Linked DNA regions of Homo sapiens: region 1 is linked to region 2. A link is an interaction called in ENCODE POLR2A ChIA-PET data of the cell type or tissue named here. Cell type or tissue: OCI-LY7. All regions are shown on one strand. Each heading gives the region's core, and the rest is flanking DNA. Links, peaks and the distances in the headings are about the cores only. Region 1 has its middle 130 kb from the start of SCML4. Region 2 overlaps SOBP (sine oculis binding protein homolog).

Region 1 (8,337 bases), core at 189-8,188, 150 kb after region 2:
TAAATGTAAAATGTTAAGGATGTTGTCTTCAGCCTGGAGAGAAAGAACGTGTAATTTGCAGCTTTTGCTCAGAGTGATAACCTTATTAAGTAACGGGATTCGCTGATTAACTGCTGCTAACAAAACATTGTTGCCAAACCTGATAGTCTGAAACCGGCAACAGAGCTACTGTCAGAACCACTTCTCCATCCCACCAACCCTGTGGGGATTTTACAGAGATATTTCTCATTTAAATAACCTTCACCTTTCAGTATTTTTTATTGCTTCCACTAATAGGCTAACAATAAGTTAGGAGCCACTCCTAGATGGATGTCGAATCAACCTTGGTGAAGAGTTCAAGGAGAAAAGCAATTCTACTTAAAAAATGATTTTTTAATGAAAGGGGTAATGGGAAACTGTGTGAGTTCATTGAGCACTAGAATGAATGGAAGTTCTTAGTCAGAGATCAGAAGGCAGGATCCGGCCATGCTCAACATATGTGATGGCACTTTAAATTTCTAGAATGGAGCAATATCTCTTTCACAGTGATTCACATAGTATGTGGGAAATTTTCTTTTCCCGTAACTTGCCTAAGAAAATCAACTCCATTCCGGTCTTAAGAAATACTTTACTACTTAGATAATCAGGAGAGAGACCCCTGAGGTAGATCATCTTGGTCTTAGCTATATATCTCCTGTAATTCCTCTCTTCCCCACAGAGCCCCAGTGAGTCCCACCAGCTCAGGACTCTCAAGGTCATGAGTCTAGTCATAAACGGCCTGTTCTGCAGCTAAGTCATAGACCCAGGGGCTATCAGAGCAGGCCAGGGTGGGGCTGCGGAACATGGACCTTGTCTAGTCCAACTCCCTGGGGTCTGGAAAGGTGAACTGACTTGCCCAAAGCCCTCATCTTGTCAGTGGGAAAGCCAGGATTAAATCTGGGCTTGTGGCTTCCGGTCCAGTCTGTCTTCTGGCTTGTGAGAAACAGGGAGTGAGGGGGGCAGTGCGCGTGCATAGGCACATTCCCATGTGCACACACCTGTACATCAGCTTTGAGCCTCATGCTGATCCCGTCTCTTCATGATGTCTAACCATCCACACGGCACGACTGTTTTCCCAAGGCAAGATGCTTCCCTCCTTCTTTTCTTTTTTTCTTTTTTTTTTTTTTTTTGAGATGGAGTCTTACTCTGTCCCACAGGCTGGAGTGCAGTGGCACGATCTCAGCTCACTGCAACCTATGCCTCCTGGGTTCAAGCAATTCTCCTGCCTCAGCCTCCCGAGTAGCTGGGACTACAGGTGTCTGCCACCGCACCCAGGTAATTTTTGTATCCTTAGTAGAAGACAGGGTTTCACCATGCTGGCCAGGATGGTCTCGATCTCTTGACCTCATGATCCACCCGCCTTGGCCTCCCAAAGTGCTGGGATCACAGGCGTGAACCACCGTGCCCAGCCGCTTCTCTCCTTCTTTTCTAGGCCTGAAAGTGTTCAGGTGTTCAGGTGGCCAAATCGGTGTTCAGATTTGACAGAAAAAATAACATTTATGTCAGGATTTCTTCCTTGCCTGGATCATTTATAGGTAGGATACTATTGTTTGTACAACTATAATGAGAAAAAACTAGTAAAAGAAGCTGGGTTTTGAGAGCTTGTGTCTAAATATTGGAGGAGAGCAGTCTCAGAGAAGGCACCCTTAAATCTGGGTGAGAGAGGGCACTTGTAGGTGTATTTTCTTGTGTTGGCTCAGAGACTTAGACTTCTTGGATGTATGAGAGAGGTCATTCAGTGTGGACCCGTGCTGGGGGAGAGAGGATGGATATGAGCTTGGAAATCGTTTTGTTCAAGGCGGGGCAAGTAGCAAGATTAAAATTTTTAGTCTGTTAAGTTGTAAGCAAACCAAGGGCAGATGATGAGAGAAGGCTTTGGAGGCCTGCACCCCAACACTCCCTAAGTCTGGCCTTCCTTGCTGGCCTCACCCAGCCATAGAGGACACTGATATGGGAGGATTACCTCCTTTAACCCCCTGAATTGCTTTCATTGAGAACCACGTTGCCTTTGCCAATGATCATTGCTAAGCATTAGGACAGGGTAGAGGCCTCTGGGTAGGAAATTGGCAGGTCAGGGTTGGGGTTGGATCAAAATCCAGAAGGAATCATGATCCTCAAACTAGAGCCACAACCAACCGACAGGAGTAGACTCCCCTGCAGTAGGACTCCAGATTCTGCAGACACTGTCTGAGGGCCTTTGACAAGCACTGTAATTTATTTTAATCCTCTCACTAACAGAGAAGGGAGGCCCTTTTGTCTCTGATTACTGACCAAGAAGGAGACTGTGTTAACCATTCTTGCATTGGTATAAAGAAATACCCAAGACTGGGTCATTTATGAAGAAAACAGGTCTAATTTGCTCACTGTTCTGCAGGCTGTACAAGAAGCATGGCGCTGACATCTGCTCAGCTTCTGGGGAGGCCTCAGGGAGCTTCTACTCTTGGCAGAAGATAAAGAGGGAGCTTGCACATCACACGGCAGGAGCAGGAGCAAGAGAGGGTGGGAGGTGCCACACACTTTTAAGCAATCAGATCTTGTGTGAACTCACTCATAGCTAAGGGGATGGTGCTAATCCATTCATGAAGGATCCACCCCCATGACCCAAACACTTCCCACCAGAGCCTACCTCCTACACTGGGGATTACATTTCAACATAAGATTTAGTGGGGACACAGTTCTAAACCATATCAGAGACCCTAGAGGAGAGACTGGCCCAAGATGACCCTGGGTGGACACTCCTCTGGGGACTCTGATCAAATCTCACATTTCTTCCCTGCACCAGACCGCCCCTTTGTGGTCATAGGAAGGTCAGGGGGACAGAGTAAGCTTCTTAGAGAACCCTGGCCTCCTGTAATAAGTCTCTCCAGGCCGAGTGCAGTGTCTCGCACCTGTAATCCCAGCACTCTGGGAAGCTGAGGAGGGCAGATTGCTGGAAACCAGGAGTTCAAGACCAGCTTGGGCAACATGGCGAAACCTTGTCTCTACAAAAAATACACAGCTTAGCCAGGCGTGGTGGTGTGCACCTATAGTCCTAGCTACTTGGGAGGCTGAGGCACAAGGATTCCTTGAGCCCAGGAGGTTGAAGCCACAGGGAGCTGTGTTTGCACCACTGCACTCCAGCCGGGGCGACAGAGTGAGTCCCTGTCTCAAAAAAAAAAAAAAAAAAAAAAAAAGTCTCTCCTGAGCCAGTGTGGGAGCTGAGCTGGCTGCCCTGAAGTGCAGCAGGTCTCCAGGTGACAGGGGCCTTCCAGGCAGCAGTGAATCAGCCCTTGTGGCTTCAGTAGTCTAAGGACCACCTTGAAAAGGCTTATCCTTGCTCTCTACCTGTGGGAACCAGTCCTAATGAAATAGTAATCAACATAGAAAAGTTGATCAGATAAAATATATACAGGCTCACATAAATTTTATTCTTTATTTAAAATACAGAAATACTTTTTACAGCATGAACAGAAAGTACTACATTGTGTTGAAATCTTAAGATTTAGAAATCTCACTGAATCATACACAGGCCCATGATGCACTGTACTAGAAAAAAAAGCTGTATCAAAAATGAAAACAAACAAACAAAAACCACCTCAAACTATTAAAATCATTAAGGCCAGTAGTGGTTGTTTAATTAAATTGTACATACCTGACTGTGGTGTACATACCAATCACTGTTTAAGAGAATACATTAAAAACAGAAAAATTGACCTCTAAATAATGAACTAATAGCCCTCCTGCAAAAGTTACAAACAATAACAGGCTTTGAAAGATTCAAAGCACATTTTGATGTAGTGTCTTATATATAATGGTCAATTTATGAAAACACTGTATATGATAAAAATAAGTACATCCAACTCACTCCTAAGTAACACGCTACACTTACAGCCTGCTTATGACAAATGAGAGATCTGTAAATATATGCAGTAAGAATACACGTGGGTTCATACTCAGATAATGTATCTGTATGCACAGTATGTGATGAAATTAAACTAGAGGATAAATAACTTTAATAAACTCTACATTTTGAGGCGCATGGGGAATAAAATTCATGTTGTTTCTAAGTTATAGACACAGCATATTTTTTTTCCTATCTCGGTACCTTAGTGTAATGCCAATTTGCATTTAACCTAGTTATCTTATGTTTGCATGCTTTGCAAACTAAATTACAGAACCAAATTGCCTATTACAATTTCCCATTATGTAACACAATTACATAGGAACACTTTGAGGTGAAAGGATTGTCCCAGTATTAGGAAACACTGATTTCAGCATGCTTGCAAAGAGCAAAGATTAAGGAGAGGCTGTTTCCTCAGGTAACAGGTTTTACCGCTGTCTCTCTCCAATGTAAATGCCACTCACCATTACAATGAGCTATATTCACTAATGTCTAGTCTGCAAAATTAGATCCACTGGTTTTGTTTTGTTTTGTAAAGAAGCTAGGACCTAAAATTACACCACTTCCTAAGCTGAAAGTTTCTGTCTCCCCGAGCACTTCCAAGTAAAAGATGGAGTTGAACTAATGTTCCAAGATTCCATTACGTTCATAAGAAATGAAAGCACAATGAATTTTCATACAATTAGAATATCTGCAGTACATACGCCGAGTCCTTCTTGCACACGTGCCTCAGCACAAGCAAATGATGTGCAAACTTTCACTAATGACCTTTCTCTTAAGTTTGCAAACCCAATCGAAATACACATGAACATGCACGCACACCCCCTCTAAAAATCCTTAATTAGAAGGGAGGAAATACTGTCTCAGTAGAGAAGAGGGAAGGTAGTCAACCCTGTTTTTATCTTCCCAGGATAAGGAGATGACCTATTTGCACCCTTGGTTTCTGGCTGTTTCATGCAGTGTGCGAGTAAAGTAAGACGTTTTACCAGGGAAAAGGTGCAGCTGCCGCTCTCCCAGATGCGGCGAGATCGGGAAGCCTCCCGAGTGGGTATATGGGGTACGGAAGTAGCATAAACAGGTGGAAACATGAGATTAACTAAGGCTGAGTTGAAAGAAAGATTCTGAAAATAAGCCCATCAACTTACAAAACCAAAGACATAACATTTCGGTCATCGTCATTCTACCTCACAAGCTTAGGGAACATGGATTTCACTAACTCATGGGCCCTCATTTGTTAGCAGGAGTCTTGTTGGATAATGACAGCCTAGCGTAGCTAGTAAAACACACCTTTTGGCCCCATGAAGGGAGAAGATTCATGGTGTTACAGTCATACTTCATTAACACAAAGTTTTCACTGTTAGTGAAAAAAAAATAGCAGCAAGACAATTATGATAAAATGATTTTATTCAATCAGTTTAGTTTTCTTGCATGTGAATAGAATGAAAAGCAAATTTATCCACAAATGTATTTAAAGTATAAAATTTTTATGTTAATGAAATTACTTCTAGGTATATACAGTAGAGAAATAATCTAATCAACAGATATCTGTAACATGGAAATATTTGCTCTATAAAGCAAATGATATTTCATATTTTCTTGAGGATAAAATGAGAGGAGTTCTTCTATTTAAATCCCCAAGTGATCAAAGATATAGCTAGAAGATGACAGAAAATTAAATATTATGGCTTAGAACACAATGAATAATAAAAGAAATCAAACTCCCTCAAAGTCTCTCACACTTGGACAGAAATACTTTCAGTTCCTGAGGAGGAAACATGTTTGACTTCTAGAAAGACCTCGAGGTGTGCAATTGTGCTGTAGAAAGGCCAGGAATGGAAACATTTTTTTTCCAGAGCTGTGCTGCCTTTCTCCTCCCTCTAAACCACATTTTCTTTTGGGAAATATGTCATCATCTTTCCCTACTCAGACACAAGCCACTTAATATTGCATACGTCTCAGTAGTCTTATAAATGTCCAAAAACAATACCTCACCCCAGAAATACTTCCGATGTAGTTCATTGTCCTTCATTTTTCATGCTGGCTGGACCCTCCTCACTTACACACAAGGCTCTGGCCCGGCTTTGGTCATGAGGCTGTACAGTCAGTGCTAACTGGGTCTGGACAACGTTCTGTGTTCTATAAAGAACTTTGGCATTATCTGAATTGCTGCTGGATTGCAGAGTGACTCCGTGCATGTTGCAGGACGGTGGGAGAAGCAGCTTGTGATTCTCAAGAGGTACATCGAATTGGCACCAGGTCACTTAACCTTCAGGGCTGAATGAAGAGGGACAGCTAGTGAGAAGGGCATTGTGCTTGATGAAGATTCAAGAGGCCTCTCGGTGGTACATCAGGGTGAGTCACAGGATGAAACATTCAGAAGGGCAGAGACTCTCATTCCCAACCTCAGGCATCGAGCTGAGAGGGCTAGACCTTGAGAAATAGAACAAGTGGAGATTGGACAGGAAGTGGGGCAGAGTCAAGGAATGCTGTGGGTGGGTGACAGCTGGGCAGAGGTCAGAACTGCTGGGCCTGGGAGGACAGAGTTGGCTTATTCTTATTTCTTTCTCTACCCCGTCTCCATCCCCAAGGCATTTGAGCTAGTGGAATGAAGAAAGACAGAAAAGAAAACAAACCAGCAAAAAAACATGGAGGCAGGAAGAAAGAATAGAATGAGAAGTAAAAAACGAGTGGGAAAGAATGGTCAAGTGGTGCTTACATGGCCTTGAGAAGTTCTGGGCTCATGAGGGAAGAGGATCAAAAAATATCTAGATGAGGTTGCAAAGGAGGAGAGGCAGGAGCCAGCAGCCATGAAACAAAAGAGATGAGCCAACAGCCCATAACCATTACGGCAGCACAGCCCCACTGGCCTTGGCCAAAGTAACTGAGCTGGAAATGCTTTCAAAGGTCATGTGGATGACTCCCCTCCTTTTCCAGATAAGGAGATGGAGGTATGGGGGGAGGTGACTTGGAGAGCTTGTTTCTTGCACACCGTACCATGCTCTGCCCCCCACAGAGCAATGTGGAACCCACGGGGGAGAAGGTTCTACTCTGGAGGGGAGCCGTCCAGATGTCCCCCAAGACCTCTTTTCCCCAACTCTAGGATTCTACGGTTCTACATGTGAGGGTGGTCTCTGTATATTTGCGAACACTCACAATATCCTCAGCTTACCGTGCCTAAGGATATAGCAGTAACATTACTTTAAAATGAATATGTTGAACGTTATACATCCAAATACTGTTGTCCTTCAAAGTAGTCCGTACATTGCAGCTCCTTATTCTAACACCTGCCTAATATATTTAAGTTAACCAGTGAATTGTGGCTGTTATTGTTCAAACTATTTGTACCAAGTAAGGAAACACGCAAGGAAAAGACAAACGAATGTGTGTGAAAACACATGATTTGAAACCTGAAACTGATTACCCATGTCATGCACCAGGCATGAGCCCAGTGGCTTTGGCTTTCTCCAAAAAGAAAAAAAATCCACCCTCAAGGGATGATGATGGGTTTCCAAGAACACTTTGAAAAGAATGTAGTTGAGGATGCTACATTTATGATAGAGGTAGCCTTCAGTCATACATCATTGCTGTAAAGCGACACCTAGTGAGGCGCTGTTATTTCACAATGAGCTGTTTGGAGAAGCAAGGCTTCGGGTGTATTCTAAAGTTGGAGCCAATGGAAGAGGTTGCTGTTGGCCTGTGCAAGCGCCTAGTGCATGGAACTGACTCTAAGGCTCAGACCACGTGGTCAAGCCCCAGAGCAGGGTAGGGTGGGAAGACAGCTGAGGTATAGGTGGTCTGTGTGGTATATGTAGACCCTTCAAATGGAAAGATGCTGCTGTCCCCACACTGTCTGGCATCACTGTTTAATCACCCGTGTCTCTACTATTCTCGTCCTGCCACTATCAATTCATGGCACAGCACTCTCGGCCGACCTGGGGGAGAACGTCATTCTTAAGCTCTACCTGCCATCGTTTCCTCTGCAGGAAAGCGAGCCCAGTGCTGAGCATGGGGAGAACCTCTGGGCTCTTTATGTAGGATTTGAAGAGCGCAGATCTGAGGCCTCACTTGCGAAAGCACCGTGAAGAAAGCAAATCCTCCTCTAACAGTGTGTTTTTGCCCAGAACTGCTTCTAAGTCGGGGGAATTTCATGAAGCCTGGGAGAGTCACAGTGAGCGTTCTCTCCAGCCCAGCATCTTGGTGAGGCCCATGTGTGATAAGACCACCGAAACCACAAAGGAATTTACCACGGGAAGTGTCCCAGCAGTTGCTTATTAGCATTAGAACAATTACACAAAGTCCATTGTTAGCAGACATGTTTTCATGATCCTTAACTGGTGGCAGTAAATAACAGCCATTCTCTTTCAAGCAAATGCTAGATTTCCAAAAATCCAGCTTCTAATTTTCTGTGCAGGGATCATCTTGGATTAGGACAACCATTG
Region 2 (8,337 bases), core at 35-8,034:
ATATTCCTCAGGGTAGAGAAATTAATAGTGTACCATCCCAGGGGTTTATATTAGGAGTAGTGTCACTTGGTAATACTGATGGCTTATTTGGCAGTAGATGACAGGAAGGAGGTAGCATTCACTACTTTCTCTTAGTTGCTTTCATTTGAAAAACCACAGAGAATTACCCTCCGCCCAAAAAGAAACCCTTACAAATATATACATATAATGAGGTAACCTGACATCAGATGCAATTCCATTCACTCAGCCATCAGCGAGCACAAGGGAACAAAACGTTTTAATCCTCACGTCCCTGATATGGGCTGACTCTCAGCATCCCCAGAGAGGAGAACTTGGTCCCATCTGTAGGGGGCTCATTGTGTTACCTGCCTAGAGTAAAAAAATTAACGTTTAAATGTTTGACTGCATTAAAGACAATTTTTAAAAGCAGACAAAAGTACGTCAAACAATATGCTGATAATCAAGCTATGTCCCTTCTCACAGGAAATGTGTAGTTCATTCTTCTTGAACCTGATTTTTATAAAAGGCTAACGCTGAACTTTAAAAGAGTTGACACAGAGGATTAAATGTGTTTTTATTATACTGCAGGCTATACAAATATGGGATACAAAAGCCTGAAAAGGTATATTGTTGAGGACAAAAGAACTAATAATAAAACTAAAGAATTGGTAAATGTAAATGTAATCAAAATGTACTCAGCCTCTTAACACTCAGGGGTAACCTTTGCAGTTGGCCACAATGGGGAAAGACTAGGTCAGACTCCATGGCAGATGGTTTAATACATAGTACATACATTAATCCACGGAGGCAGCCCTGGAAATGCAAGCAGGTTGTTAATGATCATGGATAGTAGTTGTGAGCTGTTCCTGGTCTTGCAGTTAAGTGTTCAGATGTCATGCTTCGGGGTCCAAGTTGATGGGTTTCTGGGTTGGGAAAACATTTTCCCCCTTCTATTGCACTGCACAGCTGATAAGGCATGCTTCAGGGAAGGAGTGATTTAGACTACTGCAGGTGAATGGAAGGGAGAGAAGGTAGACTTACAACCCAGTCCCATGATTTAGTTTGATGACTTTTTACTTCTAGTTAAAGTGGTACCATTGAGAGTTCATTGAGTATGAGGGATTTGTGAATCAAATGTAAAGGAGCAGACACCACTGCTGTAAATCTAATAGAACTTCAAATCTGACATCAAGTCAATACTGCTTACCAACAACAACAAAAGGAATCCCCAATCTCATGGCCTACTGGCACCAGAGAAAACCATGTACCAATAATATAATTTTCTTTTTCTGTTTTCTTTTTGTTTTTTTTTTTTTGAGACAGAGTCTTGCTCTGTTGCCCACGCTGGAGTGCAGTGGCGTGATCTTGGCTCACTGCAAGTTCCACCTCCTGGGTTCCTGCCTCAGCCTCCCGAGCAGCTGGGACTACAGGCGCCCGCCACCATGCCTGGCTAATTTTTTGTATTTTTAGTAGAGACAGGGTTTCATTGTGTTAGCCAGGATGGTCTCCATCTCCTGACCTCGTGATGCGCCCGCCTTGGCCTCCCAAAGTGCTGGGATTACAGGCGTGAGCCACCGCGCCCAGCCAACCTATAATATAATTTTCAACGTTCTTTATCATGAATTGTTTAATAAGTAGAAAAGAATATTGACCTCCCAAATTTCAGCACAATCAAAGTTGACTTAAATAGTGAATTAAGGGCTGGGTGCAGAGGCTCACATCTGTAACACCAGCACTTTGGGAGGCTGAGGTGGGAGGATCACTTGAGGCCAGGAGTTCGTGACCAGCCTGGACAACATAGCAAGACTCTGTTTCTACAAAATATAAAAAAAATCACCCAGGTGTGATGGTGAACACCTGTAGTCTCAGCTGCTAGGGAGGCTGAGGTAGGAGAATTGTTTGAGCCAGGAGTTTGAGGTTGCAGTGAGCTGTGATTGTGCTACTGCACTCCAGCCTGGGTGACAGAGCAAGACCTTATTTCTAAAAAATAAATAAATAAATAAATAAATTGAATTAAAAACAGATAAACCGGCCGGGCGCAGTGGCTCAAGCCTGTAATCCCAGCACTTTGGGGGGCCGAGGCGGGCAGATCATGAGTTCAGGAGATCGAGACCATCTGGCTAACATGGTTAAACCCTGTCTCTACTAAAAATACAAAAAAATTAGCTGGGCATGATGGCAGGTGCCTGTAGTCCCAGCTACTCGGGAAGCTGAGGCAGGAGAATGGCATGAACCCGGGAGGCGGAGCTTGCAGGGAGCCAAGATCGCACCACAGCACTCCAATCTGGGCAACAGAGCGAGACTTCATCTCAAAAACAAACAAACAAACAACAACAACAAAAAAAAACAGATAAATCCAGAGAATTAATTATAAAGAGGCATACTCCCAAGCCCTATACTGGGGTGGAGCTCATGGAAGTTATTTGTATTATTGAAGCACAAATTGATTATAGAAGCTTAAATCAAAATAACCAGAATTAAATAGAAACTCAGGAAAAAAAAAACCCTAGATGCCTTATGGGGTTTCATTTAGGGTGTCATTTTGCATTAAATGCGATGAAAGAAGAAAGTTAAAGTGCCCCAGAGTAAATGGAGTTAGAACTTTATATTTCCTTTCCCCCAGAAGTACAGCTCCCCTCCTCATTCAAGCCCTTTTGCTCATTTTTTTTTTACATTTCTAATGTAGTCATTTAGTACTTAGTAAGTATCAGTTAATTTTTAATTTTTTATGATCATATAATTCAGCTCTGGATAAGGAGATGTTTGATGTTCCATGGCCTAGATATTTGGCTAAATATTTGATCAGGGGCAAGTAAAGGTGATATAGACCTCAATTTCTTTCTCCCTATGTGTGTAGGGAGATGGGGTGATGTACTGGAGAAAACCTATGTCAAAACAACCGTGATAGTTAACCCCTATCACCTGCACTCTCCAGGGATGTCCAGGGGCCTGGTAAGGTATGGTCATGTTACTCTAACCCAGCTGTGCATGGGAGGAGACATGGAGAGATGGGCCTTACTCATTCCTGGGAAGCCTGGCACCCATGGGGTCCCTCCTCTCCACACCTGGAAGGCCAGTGGGGACAGGAAGGAAGTTGGCAGCTTCCATTTTGGTCTTGAGTCCTAAAGCTGAAATAATCCTTTCTGTCACTCAGCCCCCTTGCAGGGCAGCTGCTAACAGGAACAGTTGACCCACACTCGGCTTGGACCAGGATACTGGAATAGTGTGGGTAGTGAAAGGCCAGAGAGAAGCATAAGAATGCATATTTGGGTACAGACTGGTGTCTGTAAAACAAGCACATGAATCTGCAACTCAGTGAGGTCCTCAGAGGATGGAACTTGTCTCAGGGCTGGGTGCCGTGGAAATTAGACATCTGAGACGTGGTTTCTGCTCAGAAGAGTGTCTGTTTGAGCGTGTGAATTGTCCTGTGCTTGTGTGGAAGTTGACTTCACGCCACACATTTATCCACTTACGCATTTATTCAACAAGCAATATTGAGCATCCGCAGTATGAAGGGCATTGTTCTGTGGCTGGGGATACAAAGATAAATAAAGAGAGGTCCTTGCCTCTGAGGCTCTCACAGTTGAATGGGGAGAGCAACCAGTAAACAAATGACATGATGTGAGGCATGCTGGAACTGATGCGGGTAAGAAGAACCCGGGCACCACAGGGTGACTTACCCAGCCCAGAGGCCAGGCTCTATGCATGAGTGAGCACATGCTAATTTAGAGACCAAAATATAGATTCAGGAAATGGGATGGATAGAAAAAAGGACGGTGAGGCTCAAAAAAGATGTGAGTCAGGAATGAGAGCGCCACATGTCACACATTAAAAAACCAATGCATAACCCTTACTGTCATTCCCATGTTGTGCTTTAACATTTTAAAATATCACGGACTTTGTAGGAATGCTTGAAACAATACTACATAACTTAAAAAATGGATTTTTGACATCATTTTGCCCTTGGGATGTTTTATGAAGAAGTCTTCAGGAGATAAAGGAGGCAAAGAAGCAGAGAATCTAACAGACAGGGCTCAGGGCTCATGGATAAAGTAATGCAGAGACTGACAGGCACGTGAAGAGTTTAATATGTGTCTGCACATTTCCTGAACTGTGCAACCTTAAAGTGGTGGTAGAAAACTTCTCCAACATCCTCCTCCTACGGCCGAGAAAACTGTGGCCCTGAGAAGTTAAGTGACTTGCAGGGGCCACACATCTAGTGGCGGGGGGTGGTTACCACAACAGATATATCAGCTCTGATGAAGTTTCTAAACTCAGTAACAAGAGGAGGCTGTAATTGCAGTTGCCTGAAGAGCAATAGAAACTGGTCTCCTTTATGATTAGAATATCAGTGTTTAGTAAGTGTACATAATAACTTTGTAAAATGGCTTAGTATGCTATTTTTCAAGCTTTTATTTATTATGAACCAGTAGTAAAAAATTTGTTTTATAATTTAGTACGCACACACACACAAACTCATAACCAGTTTCACAGAATCTAAGTCACTTTGATGATGGCGTTTTCTTGATTTTGCCAGAAGGTATCAATGAAGATTTTCATACAATTATGTCACAGCTACAACCTGGCTAAAAACAAGGGCAAAATGAATCATGATTTCAGAAGTGTTAAAATGTGAAAAATATCTGGGTTTTAGAATACGCAAAACAGGGCATATGTATTTAAAACTGAAATAAAAATTTCATGAAATAATACCATACTTATTTTCCTGTGTGATCCACTCTGATATTTTCTGTTTTATTTCATTTAAAAAATTGTTGATTGGGGCTGGGCGCAGTGGCTCATGCCTGTAATCCCAGCACTTTGGGAGGCTGAAGCAGGTGGATCACTTGGGGTCAGGAGTTCGATACCAGCCTCAACAACATGGTGAAACCTCATCTCTACTAAATATACAAAAATTAGCTGGGCATGGTGGTGCACACCTGTAATCCCAGCTACTTGGGAGGCTGAGGCAGGAGAATCGCTTGAACCCAGGAGGTGGAGGTTTCAGTGAGCTGAGATCGCACCACTGCACTCCAGCCTGGGCATCAGAGCAAGACTCCATCTCAACAACAACAACAAAAAAATTGTTGATTGGGACTTACTGATGAGCTGAGAAGCTTGAAAATAGTAGGTAAATAGGTATATTGGTATGAAATGTCATTATCATGGTAGGTTGGGGGCCTTCAATTTCTCACCGTTGGATGGATTCTCTTTGACCTTAACTCTGCAATTTCACCAAGTTAAACCGAGCTATGATCAGTTATGCTCAACTTTCATTGTGGGCTCTCTTAGCAGAGTTATATTTATCACAAAATGGCCAGTGGCTCCTCCATTTATAATTTAAGTATGCATTTGTCTTGATGGAGAACTGCAGGTGATGTGTGTATTGATCAGATAGTAAAAGGGAATGCTCAAATTTTAAGCTGTGCTATATGAAGCTGTTGTATCAGGTGAAAATGAAGCAAAGGAAGTCAGAGGTGAGTTGTTGGGGAGGACCAAGGGTGGGAAAGCCAGGGGAGTGGAGGAAGACCAGACAATGAGGAGGGGCAGCCTCCCAAGAAGCTTCTCACTGTCATTCTGAGCCTGGACCAAAGGGGAGGAGGAGTTGAATGGAGGGATAGACACTCACCATGTTCAGCCTGGTCTTCTCCATTCCAGTCAAATGAGATGAATTCCAGGCCTGTTCCACATAGCTGTGTTGTTAACCATGGCACGAGGCACATCCTTCACAAGGATTGGCCAACATCAGGGGAGTTGATGGGAGAACATCTTGGCTACCAAGTAGAAAGAGTGGCTGACTCTATTTTAAAGTCAGCCACTGATCAGGGGTGGTGGTGTGTACCTGTAGTTCTAGTTACTTAGGAGGCTGAGCAGGGAGGATCACTTGAACCCAGGAGTTAGAAACTGCAGTGAGCTATGATCACACCACTGTACTCCAGCCTGGGAGACAGTGTGAGACCCTGTCTCCATGAATAAATAAATAAATAGTAGACTGATGAAGACATAATAGCTAAGGCTTCCCCATTTAAATAGTTTGGTACTTAAAGCCAGATTAGAGATGGGGTGGGTGTGGAGTGGAGAATAAACCTGAGAACTTATTCATGTAACCAAACACCACCTGTTCCCCAAAAACCTATTGAAATAAATAAATAAATAATAAAAAAGAAAAAGGAAACTATCTGAGCTGGGAGTTTAACTGTTTGAATCATGGCCTTCTTTGATAATCTGAAGAAAGCTTCAGATTGGAGTCTGTCTCCAGGGAATACACATGCACAGAGAATTTCACACATAATTTCATGGGGTTCATGGACTTTCTGAAATCCACTCACGGGCTTATTATTATTTTATTTATTTATTTATTTATTTATTTATTTATTTATTTATTTATTTTGAGACAGAGTCTCACTGTGTCGCCCAGGCCTGAGTGCAGTGGCACGATCTCGGCTCACTGCAACCTCTGCCTCCTGGGCTCAAGTGATTCTCCTGCCTCAGCGTCCCAAGTAGCTGGGACTACAGGTGCACGCCACTACACCTGGCTAATTTTTTTTTTTTTTGAGATGGAGTCTCCCTCTGTCGCCCAGGCTGGAGTGCAGTGGTCTCGGCTTACTGCAACCTCCGCCTCCCCAGTTCAAGCGATTCTCTGCCTCAGCCTCCCAAGTAGCTGGGATTATAGGCGCCCGCCACCATGCCTGGCTAATTTTTTTGTATTTTTAGTAGAGACAGGGTTTCACCATCTTGGCCAGGCTGGTCTTGAACTCCTGACCTCGTGATCCACCCGCCTTGGCCTCCCAAAGTGCTGGGATTACAGGTGTGAGCCACTGTGCCTGGCCAATTTTTTGTACTTTTAGTAGAGACGAGGTTTTGCTGTGTTGGCCAGACTGGTCTTGAACTCCTGGTCTCAGGTCATCTGCCTGCCTCAGGTGTGGGCTTTTTGAATTCTGGTTTAGAGTTCTATATAATGTAACATGCATTAGACATGAGAGAATTCAGCTCCCATCTTCTCTTCTACAAACAAGGTTTCTTCCCTTAAGCCAGAGATAGAAGATGGAAGGTTTTCTGACATGTGCAGCCTAGAATGGAGGTTGGGACAGGTGGAGGTGAGCTGTAAATCCACCAGCATGAGGGACAGCGTGGCCAGACTGGGGTTTGACTTGTACTGCCTGGTATGCCTCCCAGCAGATTTTTTGAGTAACCCTCCAGTAATAAACTTTACAGTATTAGGGAAAAGGGCATTTGGCCTGAGAGCTAGAGATGATGCTCCTTCCAGGATGTAGGCCTTGAGAAACAAGTGACAGAGTTTTTCTGCAGTTTGTCCAGTACTTAGAGCAATCCCAGACCTCTCAAAATGGATGGCTTTAAAGTCACAAAACTGGTGATGTTAAGGAGAGCTTCTTCCATTTGCATTACAGAGACTTGATGGATGTGGGGAAGCTCTAGTCGTGGTAAGATGTTGGATTAAATAATCTTGCTGCCTGGATGCCCTGTCAGATGCAGCGTAATACTTAACAGAACTCCTTACTCCCTGCCACCTCTGAAAGGAATTTAAACTGTCAGCCCATTAAGTGTTCATCTCTAATGTGAAATTTCTAGATGAAGGCAATTTAGCTTAATTTGCCAAGACATCTCTTCATGTCTGGGAGGGCTGCTGGGGGAAGTAGAGCTGGAATCCATTGGAGCCACCAATCTGCAGAAGTCTAGAACACAAAGGACACAGAGTGGGTTTGGTGGGTCATTGTGGCATTTGTCAAGGAAAAGCAACATTGCCCTCTAAATGACTCCCACTTCTGTTCTGGAAAAAACGCATCATCATTCATGCCACCATCCCAATAGACATAGGAAGCAATTTCTCTTCAGGTTTTGAGATGGTGCAAGCATTGACTTTTCTTTCTACAGAGGGCTGGGATGGGGGGTGGGAGGTGGTGGAGAAACTGTTATTCTGTGAGCCTGGCTGGGTCTGCAGATGGAAGGCCTTGTTCAAGTACAGCAGCATCCTTGTGCTGCAGTTAGTGGTTTTACATTTTTTAAAATCCCCTTCTGAGGGAAATCTGTGATTACATTTTTTTCTCTGCACAGGTGCTAGAATGCATTGCGCAAACACAAACATCCCACTTCATGAGAAAATTTGGAAGTCATTTTCCTTCCATCTGTCTGAAGTAGACTGTGCTCTAAAACTGGCCATCCACCCACCCGTTCTCCCACGCACCTTCTCAGTGACAGGAGGAGATGGCATTGTAAGAGAATGAAAAAAAAAAAAAAAGATAAACCCTGCAAGGCATTTAAAAGGATGGCTTATTAGTATCAGTTGGACAGCTATGAATAACACATGATAGCTTCTGG

The links. Peaks named below come from ENCODE experiments on the same cell type or tissue, not always from the same donor. Only the 100,000 strongest peaks of a DNase experiment are listed, where the experiment ranks them.
Region 1: POLR2A ChIA-PET joins it to region 2 with 10 read pairs; 3 of 35 experiments call an interaction of 5 or more read pairs at or near these places.

What each region holds. Positions count from the first base shown.
Region 1 is chr6:107,692,013-107,700,349 of GRCh38, forward strand. No RefSeq gene overlaps it. Among named protein-coding and RNA genes, the nearest start is that of SCML4, 130 kb to the right of the region's middle. In OCI-LY7, for the core only: no CTCF peak of the experiment used is centred there; no DNase peak of the experiment used is centred there.
Region 2 is chr6:107,546,956-107,555,292 of GRCh38, forward strand. The region is part of intron 4 of SOBP (sine oculis binding protein homolog); the gene reads left to right. Among named protein-coding and RNA genes, the nearest start is that of SOBP, 61 kb to the left of the region's middle. In OCI-LY7, for the core only: CTCF peaks have their summits at 4,213 and 4,436; DNase peaks (open chromatin) are centred at 3,126, 3,686 and 4,166; H3K4me3 peaks cover 1,898 bases; H3K27ac peaks cover 2,515 bases.